2 separate regions of the Homo sapiens genome follow, and region 1 is linked to region 2. Evidence: read pairs that join two places in POLR2A ChIA-PET (ENCODE). Cell type or tissue: PC-3. All regions are shown on one strand. Region 1 has its middle 56 kb from the start of CCR3. Region 2 has its middle 6.6 kb from the start of LINC02009.

Evidence for each region. Peaks named below come from ENCODE experiments on the same cell type or tissue, not always from the same donor. Only the 100,000 strongest peaks of a DNase experiment are listed, where the experiment ranks them.
Region 1: POLR2A ChIA-PET joins it to region 2 with 5 read pairs; 1 of 35 experiments calls an interaction of 5 or more read pairs at or near these places.

What each region holds. Positions count from the first base shown.
Region 1 is chr3:46,296,057-46,300,056 of GRCh38, reverse strand. No RefSeq gene overlaps it. Among named protein-coding and RNA genes, the nearest start is that of CCR3, 56 kb to the right of the region's middle. In PC-3, no CTCF peak of the experiment used is centred here; a DNase peak (open chromatin) is centred at 2,196.
Region 2 is chr3:46,428,268-46,432,267 of GRCh38, reverse strand. No RefSeq gene overlaps it. Among named protein-coding and RNA genes, the nearest start is that of LINC02009, 6.6 kb to the right of the region's middle. In PC-3, no CTCF peak of the experiment used is centred here; a DNase peak (open chromatin) is centred at 2,357; H3K27ac peaks cover 1,810 bases.

The DNA.
Region 1 (4,000 bases), 130 kb after region 2:
TTCTAATTTTGAGGTGGCAGTGGTTTAGGTTTACCTGGTTTGTGGTGAGTGAAAAAAGCTCTTAGTCATCATAACGATGGAATTTAAGGCTTGACCATGGATGTCGGGGATTGATAATTCGGTTTGGGATTCCACAAAATGACACTGTAGATGCTAACTCCACTGGCCAGGGCTGCATTGCTTTTAATTTTCTATGCAGGTCTTGTATGACTGCCTTTGAATCTACTTTCTCAGTTACTTTTCTCTTTGACTTAGACAAGTTCCATTTTTAAATCATGACTGCTTGAAGTTAGGGGGCCTGAGATTCAGTCCCTTCTCTGCCAGTAAATGAGACACTGGTTCTGAAATGCTATCCCTCAGGACCTTGGTTTCCCCAAAAGTAAAGAGGGAAGATCAGGCTCTATTCCAGCTCTAACAGCCTGCATAATTTGGGAAGTTGTCTTTTACTATGTGCACTGTGCACTAAGGAAAGAAAAGAAGGGGGAGCCATCACCCTGGATGTGTTTTCCTCTGATGTCTCGTTTGCCTGTTTCATTATGATTCTAAGAAAATGGAGTGAAAGACGGACGAGGCTACAGAAATGATGTGTCTCTCTCATTTAAAAGTTTTTTTTTTTTTTTTACCTCTTTCTGTGCCCTCCCTGACAGTGGTTCTCTAACTTGTCCTTGTTAAAGCAAGGATTGACAAGGCCACCAAGAGAGTTTCTGGTTTAGTAGCTCTGGGGTAGGTTGGGGCCAAGACTGCACTTCTGACATCATGTGGCTGAGACTGCTGGTCTGGGGATCACACTTTGAGAACCACTGTTCTATGGAACTAGTCTCAAAGCCACAGTCTCCTAAATTCCACAGTCTCAACTTGATCTCTTTCTCCAGCACCTGACTGGCTGGTGTTCCTAGCATAGGAGACCCCATTGAATCGGCACCTCACTTTCATCCATTTGGTTTGGGCAAGAGCACCTATACTCAGACTAAGTGTCTCAGCCTCTAAACCACATTAAGCGGCCCAGGTAGAGGCACCGAACTCCATCTGGGCCAATGAGCGGCTTCCAGGGTGACCTGGAGTGGAGACAAACAGATTTCAGCCTCTCAGATTTCACCCTTTACGATAGAAACCCTCAGCTGGTGGAAGTAAGACATAAAGAAAGCTTATTCGCAGCCACAGGAAGAGAGAGGCAGAGGTTAAAAGATAAGTTGAGATGAGAGAAGCAGAAGGAGATCCTTGTTGCCCCAGTCTCCCATCTCTGTCAGCCGCCCTTTTTTGAGGCCCTGCTGCACCTGTCTTTGAATTCCATGAAGAGCTCCTGTACCCTTAAAATAAATTCCTCTGTTGGCTTAACCCAGAGGTTTTCAGGTTTTCATGTGCCTCAGCTCCCTTCATTAATATACACTGCTGGATGCCGCACCCAGAATTTCTGATTCAGCAGGTCTGGGTTGGGGTTGGGGCCTGAGATTCTGCATTCCTAGCAGGCTCGCAGGTAATGGGATGCTGCTGATCAGGGATCTGACTTTGAGAACCAGTGGCTGCAGAAGTAGCCTTAATATTTCTGCTTGTATAATAAAAACTAGGGTGTCAACGGAGCCTCCTGCTCCTCGAAGAGTTCATGTAGTAGTTTAATATTTCCACTATTCAGTCCCCACAATGACCCCTGGGGCAGAGGGGGGTGTTGCAATTCCTGATTTACAGATAAGAAAACCATGGCTGTTGGAGGTTAAGTTACCTGCTGACATCCCTCTCTTAGAGAGGGCAGAGCTGCGAGTTGAGCACAGCACTGTCTGACTTGGAAGCTCATGTTCTTAACTTGTGCTCTGTTTCACTTCCCATTGTGGCCAAACTGGATCTGTGTTGCCATCTGGACATGGCCCATGCTGAGCCCTCTGCGCTTTTGCTTAGGCCGGTCCTGCCTGGAGTGCTGTCTGCCATGGGCTCTACCCAGCCATCCTTCAGAGGCCTGTCAAAGTCTCCCTCCCATGTGCAGCATCTCCAGATTTCCTAATCTCTCTCCACTTCCTATCAAAACATTTATAACGTCTTCCTCCTTTGAGTAGCCATCACACTTTGTATTTATCTTACTATCTGTTGTCTTGTCTCGGAGTCACGTGTTTTCCCAGTTCCATGCACTGGGCTGTGAGATTCTAGAAGGTGGGAACTGATCTTACTCATGTTTGGATCACCCATTCCCTCCACTCCCAGCACCTGGCTCAGTGCCTCAAACACACCCAGCACTCAGCAGATGCCAGTGAGGTTTAACTAGAAAAAAAGAGTGGTTTGTTCTTTGGTGCAGGCTGTGGCTTAGGGAGATCACCCTGCTGGATGCTTATCAGGAGCGCTCTAGGGCCGTGGGAGGAAGGGAAGGGGAGGAGAGGATGTGGGAAAAGAGAGGGGGAGGCCACGCAGTCTCAAAACCTCAGCCTACCCCACATGGCACTCTGGGGCTAGGATGGGCCTGCAAAATTATGCAGGGATGAGGCAATGGATGAGGGCCGCCCTTGCCCCTGGACAGGGGCATGACTTTGGGCAAGGTGACTCTTTTCAGCCAACATGATTCCCAAAGAAGGCTGAGAGCTTGGGGTATGTTAGCAGAACTCCAAGCACTGGGAAGATGAGCCCTTCAGTGCCAGAGGGGAGTCTAGGGATGCCACATAATGACCACTGCATCCCTTTAAATGACCATCTTCATCTATTTGACCCTGGTGCTCCCCTTCTGCTGCCTGTTTTCTGCACCTTATACTCAACCCAGGGATTTAGGGTGGCCTCTCTGGTGTGGCAGATTACCCAAAACCCATCTCTCCTCCTTTCTCTGGCCATGATTGTACTCAAGACAGCCTCCTTTGCAGCTAGGGGTGGCCAGGTGCACAGTCCTGGCCAATGAGACCTAAGTAGAAGTCTGCTGAGGATTCCTGGGAAATTTTCCCTTCCTGATATTGTTGTTGTCCCTTCCTCCTCCTAGTTTTTTTCTTCCTGCTTGGAATGCCATCTGGAGCCCATGTGGCAGCCACAGCATGAAAGCCTCATTTCAAAGAGATGGATGCAGCTGCTGGGGTTTGTGTGTGAGTTAGCAAGGCCATATTCAGTTGAGTTCCTGTGGCTGGGGTTCTACTGTATGTGGGGATGGCGGGTGGAAATGGGGGCTGTGACAGATGCAATATACTGGAATGCCACCCACCCCTGTTGCTATGGCTATTGGGGCATTGTTCCTATATACCTGGTTATTTAGAAGCTGGAGCTGTCAGTCATAGATTATAGGTCTTGGATTTGGGGAGTTGATGAAGAGTTTTGGAGAGTAAGGAAGGGGCACTATAGGGTGGGTGTGGAGAAGGCAAGCCAGCAAGAAACAAGCATAAGAAGAGGAAATGATTAGGTCAAATCACTGCTGTCCAATAATGGTCACTTCCTACCAATTCCCAGTGTTGTGCGCACAGCCAAGTCTTTCATGGGCCTTACTCAAGACTAGGGAGGGGGCATGGGAGAGCTTAGGCTCTGAATCTTGTATTCCTCACTGATAAGCTGTGTGAGCTTGGGCAAGGCAGTTAGCCTCTCAGTTTTCATTTGAAAAAAGATGCAATGTGACATACAAATAAGAGATATGCCATGAAAAACACTGAAAATAAATAGATGAGAAATGGAAGAAAACAAGTGGACACCAGATCCAGGCCACCAGGGGTGTGCTCCAAGGTTCAGAATTGCTGTATGCCCTACAACAACGTGGCTGTCAGCTGTCCAGCAACCAGAGCAAAGAGCAGAACACATCTATGTTCTGATTCTTTTTTATGTTGTTTGTTTGTTTGTTTTGAGGTGGAGTCTCGCTTTGTTACCAGGCTAGAGTGCAGTGGTGTGATCTCAGATCACTGCAACCTTTGCCTGCCAGGTTCAAGTGATTCTCCTGCCTCAGCCTCCCAAGTAGCTGGGACTATAGGCATGCGCCACAACTCCCAGCTAATTTTTGTATTTTTAGTAGAGGCCGGGTTTCCCCATGTTGGCTAGGATGGTCTTCATCTCTTGA
Region 2 (4,000 bases):
CAGGACAGGAGAAAAATCATAAACTCCTGATAAGGGTCTATGTTCAGTGGTGCACGTATTGTCTTGATAAACATCTTAACAGAAAACAGGGTTTGAGAGCAGAAAACTGGTCTGACCAAAAATTTACTACAGCAGAGTTTTTCCCCACTCTAGTAAGCCTGAGGGTTCTGCAGGAGACCAGGGCGTATCTCAGTCCTTATCTCAACTGCACAAGACAGACATTCCCAGAGCGGCCATTTATAGACCTCCCCTCAGGAATGCATTCTTTTCCGAGGGTATTAATATTAATATTCCTTGCTAGGAAAAGAATTTAGCGATATGTTTCCTACTTGCACATCCATTTATAGGCTCTCTGCAAAAAGAAAAATATGGCTCTTTTTGCCCGACCCTGCAGGCAGTCAGACCTTATGGTTGTCTTCCCTTGTTCCATAAAAATCACCGTTATTCTGTTCTTTTTCAAGGTGCACTGATTTCATATTGTTCAAACACACGTTTTACAATCAATTTGTACAGTTAACACAATTATAACAGTGGTCCTGAGGTGATGCACATCCTCAGCTTACGAAGGTAACAGGATTAAGAGATTAAAGACAGGCATAAGAAATTGTAAAAGTATTATTTGAGAACTGATAAATATCCGTATTAAGATGAAATCTTCACAATTTACGTTCCTCTGCTGTGGCTCCAGCTGGTCCCTCTCTTCGGGGTCCCTGACTTCCCATAACACCACTTCAGTTTGTAACTCAGTGTTAATTTTATTCTGAAGTAGCCATGCTTGGTCGGCTGTGTGTGTCCAGTTCTCCATGTACTGAGCTGTTTGAATAGAATTATGCAAAGCTACAGAGGACATCACAACAGAAGTTATTAGTGCGACCAAGGAAACAATAGCTAAAATTATTATGTCTAAGGCTCTACAGACATGATGAGTAAGCTCAGTTAGAAGAAGTTTCACAAAATGCAAAGCAGGTGTGGCAGCCCAAGCCTCGGACAGATTAACAGGAATACATAGCCCAGGGATGTGGCCTAAAATCATCAAAGTAGAGATATTATGTGTTTGCAATGTGCTATGATTAATGCAGTGATATAATTGGTAAGATTTACAGGTCAATTGGGTATTGTTTACCTGGAGCTGGTCCTTCTTAGCTGTCAAAAAGACATAAGGATACACCATGGAATACTATGCAGCCATAAAAAAGGATGAGTTCATGTCCTTTGCAGGGACATGGATGAAGCTGGAAACCATCATTCTCAGCAAACTAATACAGGAACAGAAAATAAAACACTGCATGTTCTCATTCATAGGTGGAAATTGAACAATGAGAACACTTGGACACAGGGCAGGGAACATCACATACCAGGGCCTGTTGGGAGGCGGTGCTGGGGGAGGGAGAGCATTAGGAGAAATACCTAATGTAAATGATGAGTTGATGGGTGCAGCAAACCAACATGGCACATGTATACCTATGTAACAAACCTGCAAGTTGTGCACATGTACCCTAGAACTTAAAGTGTATATCTATCTATATCTATAACTATATCTATATCTATATCCATATCTATATCTATATCTATAAACACAAACTGTAAGTTGAGTAGTGATATTCTTTACAAATATAACATTAGAACTGTGTTGTGACTCCAGTTGGCCTTCTCTCCGTCTTTGCACTCAGGCTCAGCTGGCTCATGGCTCGTACCGGGGGGACCCTGTCCATGGTTGGCCACCCTGGGTTCCTCTAGTCTCCCGTTCCATGGTTGCACACACCTTGAGGGCACCCACACGGCTTGTCCATCTCCTGTAAAAACACAAGCATACTCTCTTCCCCACGTCAGTAAATCCACCAGACCTTTCCATTTTCCTTCTTCCAGGGATTTCCATAACACTTTTGGATAAATTTTCCTCTTTTCTTCTAACACTTGCCAATGTCTTTCTGCTGGAGTCTTACCATCCATACCAGGAGTCAAAAAATTTAAAGTAAATAAGGCTAAATGTAGTTTTTATTGAGGTGGTAGTTGGCCTCCTATACCCGCTTTTTGTCTTTTCAACATGCATTGTAATGTTTGATGTGCCTGCTCTATAATGCCTTGTCCTCTAGGATTATAAGGAATTCCTGTTTTATGGGTTATAGCCCAAAGCTGCAAGAAATTTTTAAAAGCATGACTAGTATAAGCGGGTCCATTGTCAGTTTTTAATTGTTTAGATATCCCCATATGAGCAAATGATGACAGACAGTGTCGCTGTACATGACCAGCTGTCTCACCTGTTTGGCATGTAGCAGGCAGCATATGAGAATAAGTGTCTATAGTCACATGAACATAGCTCAGCTTATCAAAGGTTGCTGTGTGTGTAACATCCATTTGCCAGATTTCATTTGGAGCCAAACCTCGTGGATTACATCCTTCTATAGGTGTGGCTCGAGGGATATACTGCATAATATAATACAAACCTGTAGGAACATGTGAGTAAGGGCGGAAGTATTTTGGTGCAGAAGCACATGAGATGGTTGAGCTTGCTGAAACACAGAGGCAATCAGTTTGTCTGTTTTCTCATTACTTAGAGATAGCGGCCCAGGAAGTTGTGTGTGAGAAGGAATATGAGAAATATGAAAAGGAGCTGCACTAGAACAAATAACTTGTTGAAGTCTTAAAAATAAATTAGCAGTTCTGGGTTTAGTGTACTTTTAATTGTAGCAGTTTCTATGTGACCGGCTACATTTACGACATAAACTGAACACAGACAATGTTGATAGGATCTGAAGCTGTGAGCTGTAAAACCTGAATGACTGCAATTAGCTCTGAGCATTGAGCCTAAACGCCAGAGGTCATTATTGTTTGAGTATGTTTTAGTCCATAGATAGCAGCACGACTTTTGGAAGAGCTTCTAATAGAGCTATGACACTCACTGCATGGCCCAAGGATCCATTCCTTGGAATCTGTGAGGCCAAGAACTCCAGGTCAGAGAACAAAAGGCTTGCCGCCATCTTGGGAGCTCTAAGAACAAAGACCTGCTGGTAACACTGACACATCAGCTCCCGTATCCATAAACCTATAAAATTTATTTCCTTTAATTTGTACTACACAGGTGGGTCTATTAGAGGCTATGGGTCGGGATAGATAGATTTCCCGTGTAGCTGTGCTCCCAAACCCTTTATTTCCTTGTTTCTCCTTTCATGGAGAAGGGTGTAATTTGCAGGGAATAAGTAATAATTGCACTATGTATTCTCTCGGTTCAAAAACCCGAAGATCTCGTGACAATAAAACTACTTGAATTTCTCCTTCATAATCAGAGTCAACAACTTCTGCGACTACAGTAATGCCTTCGCAAGTTAAGGTGGCTTTTGCCTAAAATTAGTCCCATATATCCTGCTGGTAAAGGTCCCCAAATGCCAGTGAGAATCTTGGTGGGTTTGTCTTCCCCACCTTATGTAACCCTTTCTCTGGCTGGGAGATCTAATCCTGCACTTCCTGGAGTTCCTCGGGTGAGGGACTCAATATGCCTCTGGGAACCCATGCCTGAAACAGGGTTGAGGTCTGAATTGGGAATGCCCTCATTGTTTGTGAGGCCCGGGTACAGGCCCCCATCTCATTTCCCAACAGGGGGGTGCCATTCTGATGAAATTTTGAGCAGCACTGATTAGCCGAGTTATTTCCTTTGTCATAGCGAGGACAAAGTCCTGGTGTTCTTTCCGCTGGGGGCCGGGGGGAAAAGCATTGTAAGATCCTTTCTGTCCTGAGATCTGGTGGCATTCCTTTTTAAAATGTCCAGTTTTTCCACAATTATAACATTTTCCCATTTTAGGGTTTGACCCTTGGCTCTTTTTAGATTTGTCAACAGCTAAATTAGCCATTGCTTCAGCTAACATTGCAGATCGATAAAGCTCAGTTGCTACATCTTAACAAGCTCTGAGAAAATTTCCCAAGTTTTTGTACACCTAACCGGTGCCAGTGCACATTTACAATCTGCATTTGCATTCTCAAAAGCTAGAGTAAAGGTTAGCATTTC